Linked DNA regions of Homo sapiens: region 1 is linked to region 2. Evidence: chromatin loops called from intact Hi-C (ENCODE). Cell type or tissue: HCT116. All regions are shown on one strand. Links, peaks and the distances in the headings refer to the core of each region. The heading gives the core; the rest is flanking DNA.

Region 1 (8,992 bases), core at 584-8,583, 98 kb before region 2:
CAGGCCACACCTTAAGAAACAAGAATTAATCTGGTCTCTTGCACTGTTTCCTCAGAAGATTCGAGCTCAGTGATTAGTGTGGAAAATGCCCATCCTCGCTTCCTAGCAGTTTCTTGCTCAGGAGAAAATGCTATAACAAGTGACTCTTAAATTTAAGAGAGCATATTTCAGTGGTCTTATAAAATATTAATACATTTGAATAGTTATATTGGGAGGCTTTTTTTTTTTGAGACAGAGGCTCGCTCTGTCACCCATGCTGGAGTGCAGTGGTGCGATCCCGGCTCACTGCAACCTCTGCCTCCCGGGTTCAAGCGATTCTCCTGCCTCAGCCTCCTGAGTAGCTGGGACTACAGGCACCTGCCACCACGCCTGGCTCATTTTTGTATTTTTTAGTAGAGACAGGGTTTCACCATCTTGGCCAAGCTATTTTTATAGCCTAGATCCCCAGTATGCTTATGTGTATGTAATACTACCTAAAATTAGCCAAATCACTAGGTTTTTTTTTTTTTTGAGATGGAGTCTTGCTCTGTCACCCAGGCTGGAGTGCAGTGGCGCGATCTTGGCTCACTGCAAGCTCTGCCTCCTGGGTTCATGCCATTCTCCTGCCTCAGCCTCCCAAGTAGCTGGGACTATAGGCGCCCGCCACCACGCCTGGCTAATTTTTTGTATTTTTAGTGGAGACGGGGTTTCACCATGTTAGCCAGGGTGGTCTCTATCTCCTGACCTCGTGACCGCCTGCCTCGGCCTCTTGAAGTGCTGGGATTACAGGCGTGAACCACTGCCCGGCCATCACTAGGTTTTAAAAATTGTAATATTCATTGCCACAAAAAAGTTTTGCTTTTTAAATTTTTTTATTGTTTTTTAATTTTTAATTTTTTGAGACAGAGTCTCACTCTGTCACCCTGGCTGGAGTGCATTGGCGCAATCAGGGCTCACTGCAGCCTCAACTCCCAGGCCCAGGTGATCCTCCTGCCTCAGCTGGGACTATAGGCACATACCACTACACCTGGCTGATTTCTTATTTTCGTAGAGATGGGGTCTCACCATATTACCCAGGCTGGTCTCAAACTCCTGAGCTCAAGTGGCCCTCCTGCATCAGCCTCCCAAAATGCTGAGATTTACAAGCCTGAGCCACTGTGCCTGGCCACTTTTTTTTTTTTTTAATCGTAGTACAAATCTTAGGGTTCAGTCCTAAAAAGAGTTTGTGATGGCTTGAGTGACCAAATATATTAAGAATTGTCTTGGTAGATTTCAGATTCCTGTTGATGTAGAATTGTTCAATATTAAAATAGTCTTTTCTGTTTGTGAATATGAACTTTTTTGTCCTTCAAACAACATGACCTTTTCCTCTTAGAAGAGAACTTTAGGGATGGATAGTAAGCAGTTCCAATAAAAATGGAGATCATATCTAGAAGATGATTTCATTCTGTTAAGATGAAATTAAATAGCTAGCATAGCACTATTGAAAATACTGATAAAAACTTTAAAATATTTTATTTGCTAGCACTCACATTAAATGTTAAACTTCTCTTTCCGATATAGTGCAGCACTCGAATCACCTAGATTTTAAAAATATTGCCCAGGGAGCTCCAGTGAACATGTTTTAAGATAAGGCACAGACTACCTAAGGTATATATATTTTGCTTTGTTTCTTCTTGACAAATTTAGGGGTTGTAGAAAAATCACCTCCGTACGTATCTTGAAGGGATTTTTACTCTAGCAAGTGTCTCTTAGACTGAATTTTCATAACATGATTTGGATGTAATGAGATTATTGGGATTCGCCTCATTACGTGGGGATCTAGTTTATTTGATTTCACTTGTTTCTGAAATGGTGAACCAGCAGTTACTGCTCTTGGTAGAATAATTCCTCACCACATAACTGATTTGAAGTGCCACTCTTATCTTGTATTCAGTTCTTTATGCATCACCAGTCTGCTTCTGGATATTTCATTATGTGTCAGGAAGTTTTGCTGGCTGCTCCTTTGTTCTTTTGGGTGGGAAGGATTTAATCCCAATAGTTATGAATTCTGTTGCTAAAAAAAATGTCACCTGTTTAGAGAATACTTGAGTGTGGATTGAAAGGCTGGGAAGCATTTAACTTGGTAGTTATCAGTAGTGAACCACCAGTTTGTTATTTTTAGCTAAAAAGAAAAAACGTTTACAGCTTAGATTACTTTATTTTTCTAAAATTCACGGTGGAAGGACCTTAGTTATTATTAGTTGCAAACTTTCTAACCTACCATGTCTTTCCCTATTGAAATGAGGGTTCGTCTTTTTGTTAGCTTGAGGTTTCTTAGGAGTTCAGCCGCTGCATTATTGTGTAACAGGTTGTTCTTGGAGAATGTTTGCAAAGAAAGCCATTTAAGATACTTTTATCCCTTGAACTCTGCTAAGAGCCTTCCTTTCACTTAAATGCTTTTTAATTCCACTAACAAGCCTCTAAGAGGATATGATAAAGATGACAATAGAAGCTACTGCTTATTAAGGGCCAACCTTGTGCTTGATGTTTTTTATGCTTTTGTCCCGTTGCAAAACTGGGAAGCATTAATTAGATGCTACATACTCATTCTTTATCTCTGTTGACTATGATAACAGCTCTAGGAGAAAAGCCTACCTCTCTTTCTACTACATCATCTCTACAACCAAATAGGCCACTTTCTGCTTCCATGGTTTCTCTTGCCATGACCAATACTTCCTGATCAAGGTTAGCACCTACTGATCTGTTGATTGCTTACCACTTAATACAATGAATGCTGGCTACAGTAATGTGATGAGAGGTAAGATTTGAATTGCTACCTTGCAATGTAATGTAAAATCCAGATTTACTGTCCAGTTTGGTCAAACTACATGTTATGCTTGAGATAAGTCCTATCTTACTATGAATATCATAAAGCCAATACTGCATTTTAGCTTTTATAGCCAATTACTTCAAGTAGGAAAGCCTGTAATTGTTTTAATGTAACGTAAATGTAATCGATTTTTGGAAAGGATGGTTATAGGCCATAATTTATGAGCTTTAGAAGTAATTTTCATTTTTCTATGGCTTTATTTTTTGGGTGAATACTGCTAAAAATCAAACTACCATCGTATTTATTTTGGTAGTAGAGAATACTTTGTGCAGAGCTACAGACTATTGACAGTTAATTACAAATTGGAACCTATTTAAAGCTTAGAGATGGCATGTACAAATGAAAGTTAGGTAAAGTTGTATGCATGTTCCCCTGTTAACTCACCCTGAATTTATGGACTTTAAGATAATTGTATAAAGTGTTATCAAGCAAGCTGCAATACTATAATTATTTAGATTGTTTTACATATTTACAAACTCAGCTGGCCCAATGCTTTAATAAGTTATTTGCAGTTGAGGGAAAGTGTGAGAAAGAGATTGCCTCTCTCAGGGTTGTGTTAGTATTTTAGTGTACTATAGGTAGTTTTGGAAATAAAACATACTTTAAATGGGAAAAATTGCAGCCTGTTATGAATGGCACCGAACAGTGCTGATTATTTTACCTTTGACAAAGTGGAAAATTTAAAGCTTGGTGTATCCTATTTTATTAATATAATAAAATTTTATAGTGTTGTTCTGGGCGTCGATATATGTTCTTTAGTGTTTATTAGCCCTAGGTTATAGTAAAACGTTTTGGTCCGATGCCTGACCATACTGCACAGAATGCAAATGTGAGAACTAAGACAAAAAACACGTAAATACATATTTGTTTTTCCCTCAAGTCTTTTTCCATATGACTTCTAGATATTTTGGTTGCTTATATGAGTATGATTGAACCCAGAGAACATCTTTTTTTATCATTTAACATAGGTTTATGGCTTCCCCAGACTTGTACTAATAATGAAGCTATGAGGGATATGACAAGAATGGTGATATTAAATTTCTCTAGACTAACAGTAAATTTTTCCGTTCTGATGTCAGGAATGTTGAGCATCTGGAATCTGCAAGCAGAGTGAATTGTTCGCTGCGGGAACACTTTCATCAAATTCTGAGCCATTTATTCTCTTAGGAACCACTACTGTCTTGTACAGAATATTATATTTTTACAGAAGCAGTTTTCTGGAATTGGAAAAATGTCTTTCCTTCTTGTGCTTCTGTATTTTTTAAATTTTTTCCCATTTTAGATATGTCATTGTTTTGAAATTTAGTGTCACATTTTAGCATTGAATTTATGTTTTTAGGTTTAAAAGCAATAAGTTATATTTGTTCAAATTCTGTGAGAAAGCAATAGGAAATAAGTTGTTCTAAACGAAATTCTCTTTATAGTTTGTATAGGTGGATCTATGCTCCGTACTTTGTCATCATTTTCCTTGTATTTTCAGAATATCTATGATATATAGTTAGATCAATAGATCTAGATACTTGTGCCTTGATTGTGGCATAGATGTATTTCTTGAAAAAGTGCTGTGGAGGTGGAGGGAAGGAAAGTGTGAAATTCTCTAGTTTCTCTAGTTTTGTTTCAAACATTTCTGAAATGAGGAATTGAGATTCTAATCGGCCCTAGGTCGTGCTGGGTATTTAAAATAAGTATCTGTTGGTGTAAGTTACATGTTTGTTTTATTTTTTAAAAAAAATTCTGGTGTTTTTAAATTTTGTTTTGGACAACAGAAACTTCTATTTTATTTAGTAATTTTTTACTTTGAATTAGGCTTTCCTGAATCTTGATTTTCTTTTTTTGGTTCCTTGTGTTTGGAGACTGTGATCGCATGGCAGTAGGTATCATTGCCTAGAATATGGCCTGGATGGTTTGATTAGAAAGCCTCCTATTAGGTCTTATAGTGTCTTCGTGGCCTGTGACTAACATATGTTTGAAAGTCAGTTATTTACTTTAAGGGAGATATTTCTGCCTCCGTTTAACATTAGTTAGCCAATCTTTTACCTGTCTGTCTCACCTGTTGTTGCTGAGACTAAACATGGAGCTGATAAAGCTGCATTTCTTTCTTCCACACACGATTTTGCTGCTCAAGTGTGCAGGATCACAGCTTGCCAAGTGCATAAATGGTTTTAGTGTCATATTGATCCTTTAATCTGAAGATTAATTCCTCTACGACTAAATCCCTTTGCTCTGTATTCTAGTTCTCCCCCAACCACCTCTCTACCACCGCTGCCCTACCCCCGACTCCTTTCCAGCGTCCGATTTTATTTATCACACTGCCTCAGTTGAACCATAGCCAATTCTCCACCGGCCTCTTTTGGCCTCCTCCCTACTGATCTGAAGTTAGCTATCACTGCTACTTTCAACTGTTATCTACTCATCACTTTGATCAGGCTCCTCAGTAACTTTCAGTTGCATTACACATCGTTATTTTCATTTAGGCGTAAAGTCTCCATGAGGAGCTATGAATCATCAACCCAATATGTGTTAGTAAATCAGAGCTCACATACTTTGCCTAATTCTCTTTAGGCGTTCTGAACCACAAGCATTTGGGTAAGTTGGAGGTTTTATTTTTTGCCTTGCTTTGATTGCTTTTGATGTAGTCCAGCTGGTGTATGCTTGCTTTATAGTTTTCCTGATGAAAAGACGGTTCTCTATTGTTTGACAAACATGACAACCCTGGTAATTTTCCCTTTTACAAAGCATGAGGACTTTATTCTCATCTTTTTAGGAAGAAAATATGTTTCCTGGCTTCTTTTTTCTTACTACTTCCTTTTCCCTTCCCCTGCCTCATCTTAGTAATTCAGAAGATAATTTCTATAATAAAGGTGGGTTTTGTGAAATGGTTCCTAGCAAATGGTAAAGCCTTTTTTTGTGACTTTTTTTGTTAAAAGTTCTTCCCTGATGCAGTTTTTCTTTTCTTTTCTTTTCTTTTCTTTTTTTTTTTTTTTGAGACAGAGTCTCACTCTGTCACCCTGGCTGGAGTGCAGTGGTGCGATCTCGGCTCACTGCAACCTCTGCCTCCCGGGTTCAAGCGATTCTCGTGCCTCAGCCTCCTGAGTAGCTGGGATTACAGACACACCAGTACACCCAGCTAATATTTGTGTTTTTAGTAGAGATAGGGTTTCACCATGTTGCCCAGGCTGGTCTGAAGATCCTGGGCTCAAGCAATCCACCTGCCTTGGCCTCCCAAAGTTCTGGGATTACAGGCATGAGCCACTGGGCCCAGACTAATTCAGTTTTTCTGACTTCTGAGTATGTTATATCCTTGTCTAAAGGATAGCCTTGTTGAGTTGCAAATTCTGTCAGCTTTTTCCTATATAATTAATATAGCCTTTGAAATGGAAGATAAAAGTGTATTAAAAACTTTAAAGCACTGAAACTATAAACAGGAACCTGCAAGCATGAGTTCTCTACATTTTTTTTCTGAATATCTTAATTACATCCAGAAATTTTAGAAAAATTGCTGGGAGAATTAATGTTAAAAGGCTCAAAATCAAGACTTTGAGTATTAAAAATACTTCTAGATGAATTATATTGCTGACTCTTTTTGCCACCATCTCTGAATGTAACCAGGATTTTCCAAGTTTTCGTTCTGCCAAAAAAAAAAATGAGGATAACAATGCTTAATACTAACAACATTGACCCTATATCTAATGAACTGTTTTGTGCTGTCACTTCAAGAGTTAGGGACCCAGAGATCCAGACAGATCGAATAATTTGAATGCACATTTGTTGTCAGCAGGTCTGTTCTGAGTAATAATTGTTTCAATAAGCCCACATCTGTATGCCATAGCTGGTCATCTCCAGTGTGTGTGTTTATTATGTCTAACACTGGTAGTCTGGAGGAAAGTGCAAATTATTTCTAATTACCTCAATAAAGGGATTAATATTATTTTTCTGTATCACTTGAAACATTGTCTAAAATGACTCTGCAACTATTTCAGTGTGGTTAGTGTTAATGACAAATGATTGGTTCCCTGGAGTCTCAGTTTGGATTTTGATATAGAATGTGCACTGGTGTACAGTTTACATCAGCCAATATTGTCAGTATATTGTTAATAGATACATACTATTGATATCACCAAAATTATAGTTGTCTCTTGCAAATATATGTTGCATTATCTTTATATTGAAAGTTGTTTTTAAATTTTAATTTTTTGAGACAAGGTGTCACTGTGTCGCCCAGCCTGGAGTGCAGTGGCACCACCTTGACTCACTGCAGCCTCAAATCCTGGGCTCAGGCAATCCTCCTTTTTTTTTTTAGAAACGGGGTCTTGCTATGTTGCTCAGGCTGGTCCCATACTCCTGGATTTAAGCAATCCTCCTGCCTCAGCCTCCCAGTGTTGGGTGTTGGGTTTACTGGGTGTGAGTCACTGTGCCTGGCCAAAGGTCAATTGGGGGAGGGTGCGGCAGGTGTGATCACATTTTTAAGTTCTCATCTCTCAGTTCACTCTACCCAATACATGGGGTCTGTTGTTGCCTGTCTTTATTGCCTATTGTGAAAGCTTTCTTTTCCCCTTAATGCATCCAGCAGGATAAACTTACATTTTGTCATCTGCCTCCTTAATGCTTGGACATACTTAATAAGTTTTAGCATTTAATTTGGAATTATTTTTATTTAAAAGATGCTTACATAAGTTGTTCAGCAAAGCAAGGCATCATTGTAAGCTTTACAAATAACTCATTTAACCCTTATAACAATTCTGTAAGGTTAGCATGACTATACCTGTTTTACACAATAAACAATGGATACACAGAGATGTTTACCAATATGCCCAGTTGCAGAGCTGGGATTTGTAATTATGTCGCATGGCTCTAGAGTCTAAGCATGAGCCTAGAGTCTAAGCATGCTACCCCAGGGCCTTTGTAAGTGCGGTTCTCTTTCTGTTCCTCACTTCAGCACCTCCAAGTTAATGTCTGTGCTTCCTTCAGATCCCAGCATAATTGTCGCTTCCTCGAGAACGCTGTCCCTGAGTTGTTCACATCTCTCTCTCTTATACTTTTCCTGGTGCAACAACCTCCTCTTGTATAGGGCTTTTCAGAGTTGTCACTTTGCATTTATTTTCATGATTATCGATATCTGGCTGCTACCCTACACTGGGGAAAAAACTTGTGTTTGCTTTTATTTTTTTTTTCCTCCCTTCTTTGTAACCGCCCAATGGGTTCCCTTGCCCACTGCCTAGACAGAACTGATTTATCAAGACAGGGGAATTGCAATGGAGAAAGAGTAATTCACACAGAGCTGGCTGTTCAGGAGACCGGAGTTTTATTATTATTCAAATCAATCTCCTGAGCACTGGGGAGCAGAGTTTTTAAAGATAATTTAAAGAAATTTGGGTAGGGGCTTGGGAAGTGAGAAGTGCTGATTGTTCAGGCTGGAGATGGAATAATAGGGGGTTGAAGTGAGGTTTTCTTGCTGTTTTCTGTTCCTGGGTGAGATGGCAGAACTGGTTGAGCCAGATTACCTGTCTGGGTGGTGTCAGCTGATCCATCGAGTGCAGGGTCTACAAAATATCTCAAGCACTGATCTTAGATTTTTCAATAGTGATGTTACCCCCAGGAGCCACGTGGAGAGGTTCAGACTCTTGGAACCAGAGGCTGCATGACCCCTACACTGTACTTTCTAATCTTGTAGCTAATTTGTTAGTACTGCAAGGTGGACTGGTCCCCAGGCAAGAAGGGGGTCTTTCTGGGAAAGGGCTATTATCAGTTTTGCTTCAGAGTCAAACCATGAACTGAATCCCTTCCCAAAGTTAGTTCAGCCTATGCCCAAGAACAAACAAGGACAGCTTAAAGGTTAGAAACAAGATGGAGTCGGTTAGGTCTGATTTCTTTCACTGTCATACTTTCCTCAGTTATACTTTTGCAAAGGCGGTTTCATCGTCACGGCATCTCCAGCCCTTCATAGTGCCTGGCACATAGATAGTAAGCACTCGGTGTTTGTGGGGTAGGGATGAGAAAGGCTCAAGAGGAGTTTTGAAGTGTGGAGGGGACTTGGGAGCTTGCCAGCTTCCGAAACACGCCTCTTGAAATGTTGGCAAGTGTGTTAAGTTAAACCTGTTAATGAAACTTTGATGTAAGCATGTTACCATGCTTCTTTCATCT
Region 2 (8,992 bases), core at 304-8,303:
TCAGATGAATGTCCTTATTTCCTCCTTTTCTAACACCTAGTACACACATTTACCCACAAATGCTTTTTGTTTTTGTCTTAAAAGGGAGCTACCATTAAGAAGGATGAACAGACCGGGGCGATCATTGTGGCCAGAATCATGAGAGGAGGAGCTGCAGATAGAAGTGGTGAGACTTTAAATGTTAACCAAGTACAGACTAATCACGTGTTTCGTGTGTAGCATTTCCAGTAGATAACTAAGAGGATAACCATCTTTGGATCTAATACAGCAGAACAAGTAATAAGATATTTTTCTCTGTGTTGAAATGTGAGAGCCTATTTAAATAAATGATAGATAAACATTACTCTATGGTCTTCTTGTACACAAGCATCCAAAGCTATCTTAAAACTTGTGGGCCGGGCGTGGTGGCTCACGCCTGTAATCCCAGCACTTTTGGAGGCCAAGGCGGGTGGATCACGAGGTCAGGAGATCAATACCATCCTGGCTAACACGGTGAAACCCTGTCTCTACTAAAAATACAAAAAAAAAAAAAATTAGTCAAGTGTGGTGGCGGGCACCTGTAGTATCAGCTACTTGCAAGGCTGAGGCAGGAGAATGGTGTGAACCTGGGAGGCGGAGGTTGCGGTGAGCCGAGATTGTGCCACTGCACTCCAGCCTGGGTGACAGAGCGAGACTCCGTCTCAAAAAAAAAAAAAAAAAAAAAAAAAAATCTTGTTTCTTCTGTATTTCTCAATTGAAAAGTACTGCTAAGAGCATGCAGCCTTTAAGATAAATAAAAATTATTTTATTAGTATATTAGTATAAGATATCAGTAATGTGCATTTCTAGACAAAGACCAAGCTCCTGTTACCATTTCTTGGCCAGCATTACTATGTTGTGGTTTTTGAGTCACTGCTATGGAGAGGCATAGAGGCTGAAACCTGAGATGTGTGAAGGTCTCCTTTCCATTCGTTAAGTGTATTAAGGGAACCTAACAATGCTTTACTTATGGAAACAGCTGCAAATTACAGTTTTGGTTGTGGGTAACACTGCTAATTTACCAAATCTCCTATTTCTCAGGTCTTATTCATGTTGGTGATGAACTTAGGGAAGTCAACGGGATACCAGTGGAGGATAAAAGGCCTGAGGAAATAATACAGATTTTGGTAAGCTGTAAATTTCTTTTAAAGGTACAATAAAAATAAAATCGAATCACTGTATTTCAGACTTTTAGACTTGGTTTGACATAGACAGGATTTGTATTAAGCAGTGCAGGGTTCGAACACTTAATCCCTGTGTGTTCTTGGAAAATATCTTAATCTATTCATGCCTCAGTGTTTTCATTTGCAAAATGAGAATAAGAGGTAACTATCCATCTGGAGTGTTTTGAGGATTAAATGAGATAGTATATATAAAGAGTTTTAGGGCCGAGTGTGGTGGCTTATATCTGTAATCCCAGCACTTTGGGAGGCTGAGACAGGTGGATCACCTGAGGTCAGGAGCTTAAGACCAGCCTGGCCAACATGGTGAAACCCGTCTCTACTAAAAATACAAAACAAAATTAGCTGCACGTGGTGGCAGTCACCTGTAGTCCTAGCTACTTGGGAGGCTGAGGCAGGAGAATCGCTTGAACCCAGGAGATGGAGGTTGCAGTGAGTCGAGATCACACCACTGCACTCCAGCCTGGGCGTCATAGCAAGACTTTGTCTCAAAAAAAAAAAAAAAAAAAAAAAAGAATTTAGTACCTGTCCCTGTCCCAAGTCTATACTTAGCAGATGGCATCTACACTGTGGCTGGTGATGCATTTATCTTTGTCTTCCTCCCATTGACACAGTCACATTCCATGCTATAGATCATAGCAATACAAATTAGTCAAACTAATTTAGATGTCTTTTGAAATCTGACACTTGAATAAAATTATTTTATGCCTTGGAAATATTAATTCTAAAGTTCATTTGTAAGATAAAAGGAAGGGAAACTCTCTTTTATATGTGAAAACATACTGGAAACCTATACCAACTAGAAGAGGTTTGAGTGTGTCTCAAAAACAGATCTCTGTATATATGAAAATTTAGTATATGGTTAAGGTGGCATTTTAAATCAGTGGGAAAACAGTGGAACATTTCATAGATGGTATCAGGTTAATGGCGCAGAAAAAATAAGGTCAATCCTTGTTTTACACAATACATAAAAATAAATTCCCAACAAATTAAATAAGTGCAAAAAAAACAAAAATTGCACAATAAAAGGTAATATACAATTTCTATAATTATAAGGTAGAAAAAGACTTTTTAACCTTGATATGAAAGTCAAATAGAAAAATAACAGATGTGTCTACTAGAATTCAAAACTTTCTTTATAGAAAAAAGGTGCCATAAAGAAACATCAAAGACAAATGAGATTGTATGAAAAATATTTTCAGTATATATAATAAAAGGCTAATGTTTCAAAATATATAGAGATGATAAAAATCAATAAGAAAAACATTTACAGAAAAATCAGCAGTGCATATGGACAAATACTTTACAAAAGAAAACATAGATGTCTGGAGACACGAAGGTGATGCCAAGCCCAGGGCAGGCTTGATCCCCTCAAAGCATTTTCAGGATATGAGATTGGAAAGCTTGATAATGCCTAGAGTTGGTCAGGGTATAGGAAAATAGGTATATTTATATGATTTGGGGATGGGATAAATTATTAGTAGAACTTTTTGAGATCTGAAACTATCAAAATTTTAAATGTGCATACCCTTTAGTTGGAAATTAATCCTCAAGCAATAATTTGGTAAATGTGTATAAACAAAATTTTTCAAAAATATTCGGAAACTACCAAGAAAGTTGCGTTGATCAAATAATCATTCATCCATATGCTAGATTATTGTGAGGCAATCACGAGAGATAGACCTATATGGCTCAGCAGTAATAGTAATAACAATTGAGTCCTTATTAAATGACACTGTTGTAAGGACCATAGATCCATTTAAAAAAAAACACACAGACACAAACTAGAAAAATAAGAGGAGATTATAGAAAAGACTTTTGTTTTCTCTCTACCAATGTAATTCAGTATTACAGTATGAGAATTCTTTATAAGATTTGTGAGCGCCTTCTACAATAAGCAATAGCAATGATATTACCATTTTGAAATAAATCAACCCTTTATAAAATTCTATTATTTAAACTATCAGAATCCCATTTTACTTAACTTGCTGTGTTGCACTAGAGCTGCCTTCTTAAGGCTCGGCCCAGAGCTGACTGTGTGATGCACCATTTCCCAACTCAGCTTTCAGCAACTTCATGCTGGTGAATTGAAATTGACTATAGTGAAAGTATTTATACCATGGAAATTGACAGACAGTACACATCAGAGCCTTTTTTTTTTTTTAAATAAATGGAGTCCTGGTTTACCAGTGCACCACAGATAGTGAGACTCAGAGATATGTCTTGCCCTACCCCCCTTCCTTTCATATCTTTCAAATGTGCCAAGTATTTAGTGCTTTTATGGAGCTTACAAATTAGCAGGAGTAACATATCTTATGAAATAATGGCATAAATAATTAAATATGGCTACAATACATGGTAAAAAGAGAGAGACAGAGAATGACATGAGACTATATTTAAAGAGAAATCCTATCTGAGATAACAAAAACTTGTGGGTGCTGGTACTTATTTTAATGAAGTTAGAATAGATACTCAGTCTTTTCATCTTTCAATTAATCTATTACGTTGGATATTTTACTCGCTCACCAGAATACAATAGATATGAATGTTCTTTATTTTTTTTTTCTGATGGGCATTGCCACTAATTGAATCATGTATTTGTAACTGCACTACTGACATTATAGGTGTTTTGTCCCCCAAAACATGGATGCTGATACTTAAATGTAACTGTATGAACCTTGTACATTATTCTTTAAAAAAAAAAAAAAAAGCTTCTTGCTCTGTCACCTAGGCTGGAGTGCAGTGGTGCGATCACAGCTCACCGCAGCCTTGAACTCCTGGGCTCAAGAGGCCTTAGCTTCATCACCACGCTTGGCTAATTTTTAAAATTTTTTTTGTAGAGACAGGGGTTTTGCTATATTGCTGGTCTTGAACTCCTGGGCTTGGGTGATCCTGCCACCTTGCCTCCCAAAACACTGGAATTACAGACACGAGCCACTGCACCCAGACCTTTATACATTATCTGTTCTAGTCATTGAATACTGTGTTTATTTAAGGTGTTGTGCATATTTTGTGTGTTTCTATTTCGAAGAAACTTGGATGGGAATGTATTTACTTGACAGCTTAAAAGTACACAGGAAGTAAAAGTGGATTTAGGAGTTAATGTTTTTTAACTTATTCTACAAACTTCAGAGCTTTCTTTCTCACATTACAGGAATTTCTACAAAAATAGTTTCCTCCGTTTAGTCTATCTAAGAGTAGAAGCCCCAAGCTTGTAAATTTTCAGATGCATTTCACTTTCTACCTATTTTACCTTATTCTTCCTTGGGTCTGGTTTTCTTATAACTCCTTGTTTTATCTGTTACCAGGCTCAGTCTCAGGGAGCAATTACATTTAAGATTATACCCGGCAGCAAAGAGGAGACACCATCAAAAGAAGGCAAGGTAATTATTGCTTAAAAACATTTCTTCGTGCGTGGGAGGGAAGTCATGTTTTTCCATCCAACACATATCCACTTTGTCACAACACATTTCTTTCAATATTCCAGTTTTAAAATTACTATGTTTGGAGTCGGAGTTAGGAGAATATAGGCCATTTCACATTTATTTTTTATCTTTATTCATCTTTAATGAAACTTTTCTTCCAGATGTTTATCAAAGCCCTCTTTGACTATAATCCTAATGAGGATAAGGCAATTCCATGTAAGGAAGCTGGGCTTTCTTTCAAAAAGGGAGATATTCTTCAGATTATGAGCCAAGATGATGCAACTTGGTGGCAAGCGAAACACGAAGCTGATGCCAACCCCAGGGCAGGCTTGATCCCCTCAAAGCATTTCCAGGAAAGGTGAGCTGCTGGTACATAATAATGGCTTTTCTCCAGCTGACCTTTTGTTCTCTGCAAAATATCATTCTGGCATTGATGTGATAAAATATGCTATAAAACCTTGCCTTAGAATTTTTTATCCTGTGGGTTTGGATTTCTGTTTTGTCTAACTAAGTATGATGAATGACCAAAAATAATATGACAGTACTGGGTCATATTAGATTTTTGTTATGAAGCAAATGGAAAATAGCACATTAATATCTTGAAACCATGTTGATATGAAAGGTGGAAAAAAAAAAGACCAGTGGTTTTGGAGGGAGGGAAGATAATTTACAAAAATTTGAAAGTGGGCGATTTGTTTCTTAATTTGAATCTATTGCATTACATTCATTTTTTTCTCTAACCTTTAAGTTTTTTCTTAAGACTAAATATTTTGATATTGTATTCACCTCGGACCTGTGCTGAAAATTGATAGGTATGTTGACCTTCTTTCTCCCAGGAGATTGGCTTTGAGACGACCAGAAATATTGGTTCAGCCCCTGAAAGTTTCCAACAGGAAATCATGTAAGTTTGTTAATAAGAATGCAGAGAAACCAAACCCTGATGTTTATTTTTGACTATTAAAGCAGGTGCTCATGGCAGAACAAAGGGTCCTATTACCCTAGCAATAACTTTGGGATCATCAGTTCTCAGGAACAAACAAATATGAGATTCATATTTGGAATATTAACATGAATCTTTTGAGGAAAGGGGTGGTTGAGGTTGTTAATAATAAATCCATGACTCACTCTTTAAGAAAGTGACTACTACTACTACTGTCTTTGATTTCCAAATATAGTTATTTTATTAAATGTCACCTAAAATACAGCTCTTCCTTCTTCAAAGCCAGGAAGTTTGGGTTAGGTATTTCTTGGTAAAGATTAGGGAGAAAAAAAATCTACCATTTTCTTGGGTACAAAAGCAATTGTGCTCAAGACCAATTGTTCTTAATTCCTTTCTTATCCCCAGATCATAATACTTCTGACCTTTAGCCTATCCCTTTGGAGTTATTACCAGACTAGATTAAAAGAAAATGAGAGAAAGACAAAGGATGGCTACCGTATGACTACTGAAAAACTTAGTGTGCATTTAAATACTTTTTTTTCTCTTTCAGCCTAATCTTCTGTCAGCTTTTCTTTATTTCCCACCACCCAGCTCTTCAAGTCTGCATCCCATAAATTCCCTGTTCCACCTCGCCTAGATGTTTCATGGTTCTAGGTATTTTAAGAGGAAAAAACCAACCCTTTGTTTTTAGCATAGAAACTGTACATTAAACAGCGAAATGACCAAATAAATGGCCCTGGAATTTTACACCAACATCTGTTTTTAGTATTGTTGCATTTTTCACATCTCCTGTGATTTCTGTCAGTTTGCAGAAGCATATAGCCCAGGAATCACATTAGAAGGGAGCCAAACTGTAGTCGAGTATAAATCTCACAAGCAGGCAAATGCTTAAAGTGGAGCACTCATTCAAAAGCCTGCTTGTCCTTGCTACATTAAGTCTAGGCACAAGGAAAAAAACCCTTGTCACAGAATGCTACAAGTCTTCTGACATCAGAAAACTTAAAGCTTTCGTGAGAATATTGCACTGTTCTTAAGCGTGATGACTTTTCACTGGCCAACTCACTAACAGAAAGGAGCTTTGAGGCTCCTTGCCTGACTGGCTCTCAAAGGGATTTTTAAATAGGAGGCTTACACATTTCTAATATATTTGGCATATGTGGGATAAGATAATGTGTCACTTAAAGATGAAATAAATGTAATTATACTCGAATCTGGATCCATACTCAACTCTTTTTCAGTCCTAGGCAACTTAGAAATGTACAGTTTGATATTATTATAAATTTTCATTGATTGAAAATTTTTGATAAGTGTATATGTATTTCTTTAAAAGAACTATACAAAAGGGATATTTTGCTTTTTAATAGCTCTTTCAAACTGGTTTCTATATAGATGCATAGGAAGGTGAGGTGTGTGTGGGGGTATGTGTGTTTGTTTGTGTGTGTATGTAGAAGTATTAATTGTAACGGAGTCCTTTTGTATGTTGATTTGCATGATTTCTTTTTTATGTTAATACTTCAATATTTGGATCTGATAAATATTTATTCTAGCATTTATCTTTACTGAAATGTCCTCATTTGACTAATTTTGTTTTTTTTTGTTTTTGTTTTTGCTTTTTCTGCCTCTTGAATACCATTCAGAAATGTTTGCTGGTCCTCCTCTCTTTCTTTCTCCTCTCTCTCTGTCTCTCTTATTAAACTAGAGTTTGATTCACTGAGAGATGCATTGTTTGTTTTTATATATGTTATTTATTTTCAAATAAATCTGGTCAAAATTATCCTTATTAAATCATAAACATATAACAGATATGGACTTGTTCAGAGAGACAATATATTTCTGTGACAAATAGGCAGCTAATGTCTTTATTCTCAAAGAATTGAAATTCTACTTGAAATTTCCTTGAATATTGTCTCACATAAAGTTAAAAGTTATGCATAAATCATTGTATTGATTCTGAACATTTTAAATGGCATTTAAAAACACTTTAACCTATGTTTTGATGATGATTCTTTACCAAACTAAAACTTGTAAAGGCCATCTGATCCACTACTTTCTGGATTTCAATATTTGGTACTTAGGGTTTTGGAATAGGAAACTTACGTTATCATGCCCTTTGTTGAATTATAGGAAAATGCCATGAAGAAAAACAGCAAGTTGGTATAAAATCTTTTGTTTTTATGATTTTGAATATTAATAGAATAGGGTTGTAAAAAAAGTTTCTGATTCAATTAAAATTTATAAAGGAAGAATAATTCTATCATGTCAATGTTTATAAATTTATTTTAAAAATACAGTGATAAAAACTTTATCCACTAATTTTTACAAGTGTACTTAACATCTAGGAGGAAATTGCAAATATAGGATTTGAAATAATGAATTTAGTCACATAATACCATTTACGAAATTAGCCAGTTAACTTTTTATACAAAGTGATTGCTCGTATTACTCTTTTCTAAATCTTTATTTTGCTTTTTATTTCATTTGTAGTGTATCACCATAACTTGAGTTTGCATGGGGGAAAAGTTCATGGAAGATGGTTCTGGAACTATAGGGTTTCAGTTAATATCAACATAGAAATAAATAAGGAAGGGCACATCCCAATCTTACTGTCTTTGCATTTTTGCACTTATATTTGTGCTAGAGCTCTAGTTCTTGGCTCCAAGGTAAGTAAAATCAGGAGCCATGATAATAACAACCTCTTTAGGCTTTGAAACTAGCCTCCTTATGCAAAATTCATAAGTGCAAGTCATATTCATCTTTGTTGCTTGGTTATGTCCTCCCCTAAAGAATCTTTGTGTATCTAATACAAACCCAGAAGAATAAAAAGGCTTTTCAAACAAAAAAATAATTTACCTCTTAAAAAATTCCTGAAAACTAAAACATGACCTCTTAAACCTAAAATATTTCTAAGTCTTAAGTAGCTGGATATAAGGACTTGTCTCCTCCCCCTATTTTTTGGAAGAATTGCTTACCGAACAAAGATATTTGTAATGGAAATTTGTTTCCCTCCCTCTCCATCATCTAATGATAGGTTCCCACATAATGGATTTATATTAGTAATGCAGAGAGAAAAGCAGGCCTCAAAGTCTGATAGATTTTCTTTTATATGACCAGCTTTTAGATTATTATATACAAGATGTAGCTTAAGTGTTCTGGAAATGAGTAAAAGTGAATCTTATGTCTCAGATAGAATGTAGGAGTACTTTTGCATGACAGGAACTTGGCAGCTTGCATTTCTTGTGTCAATATAATTTAAAGTATTCTAATTTTCTGCCTAAAACTTATTTTTATAGTTTGGTTGCATGTACTACCTAACCGTTAAGAAAGAAATAGGAATTCATTTGTGGTATTGTTTGTTGCTTTTCTATTGAAATCTAAATACAAGTTAAGAATTGTCTTCCTAATGACATCAAATTAATTTAAGTTCAGTA

What was found. Peaks named below come from ENCODE experiments on the same cell type or tissue, not always from the same donor. Only the 100,000 strongest peaks of a DNase experiment are listed, where the experiment ranks them.
Region 1: it touches region 2 in a loop (3-fold over the local background); 2 of 110 quality-filtered maps call a loop at or near these places.

Annotation. Positions count from the first base shown.
Region 1 is chr10:28,214,370-28,223,361 of GRCh38, reverse strand. The region is part of intron 2 of MPP7 (MAGUK p55 scaffold protein 7); the gene reads left to right. Among named protein-coding and RNA genes, the nearest start is that of MIR8086, 70 kb to the left of the region's middle. In HCT116, for the core only: no CTCF peak of the experiment used is centred there; DNase peaks (open chromatin) are centred at 3,941, 5,331 and 7,241; H3K4me3 peaks cover 3,512 bases; H3K27ac peaks cover 8,000 bases.
Region 2 is chr10:28,116,184-28,125,175 of GRCh38, reverse strand. It overlaps MPP7 (MAGUK p55 scaffold protein 7), which reads left to right. Exons shown (of 17, transcript NM_001318170.2): 7 at 85-166; 8 at 1,060-1,145; 9 at 4,508-4,582; 10 at 4,786-4,982; 11 at 5,461-5,525. Among named protein-coding and RNA genes, the nearest start is that of SNORD130, 47 kb to the right of the region's middle. RefSeq lists an enhancer at 4,782-5,981. In HCT116, for the core only: no CTCF peak of the experiment used is centred there; DNase peaks (open chromatin) are centred at 895, 4,915 and 5,694; H3K4me3 peaks cover 1,765 bases; H3K27ac peaks cover 8,000 bases.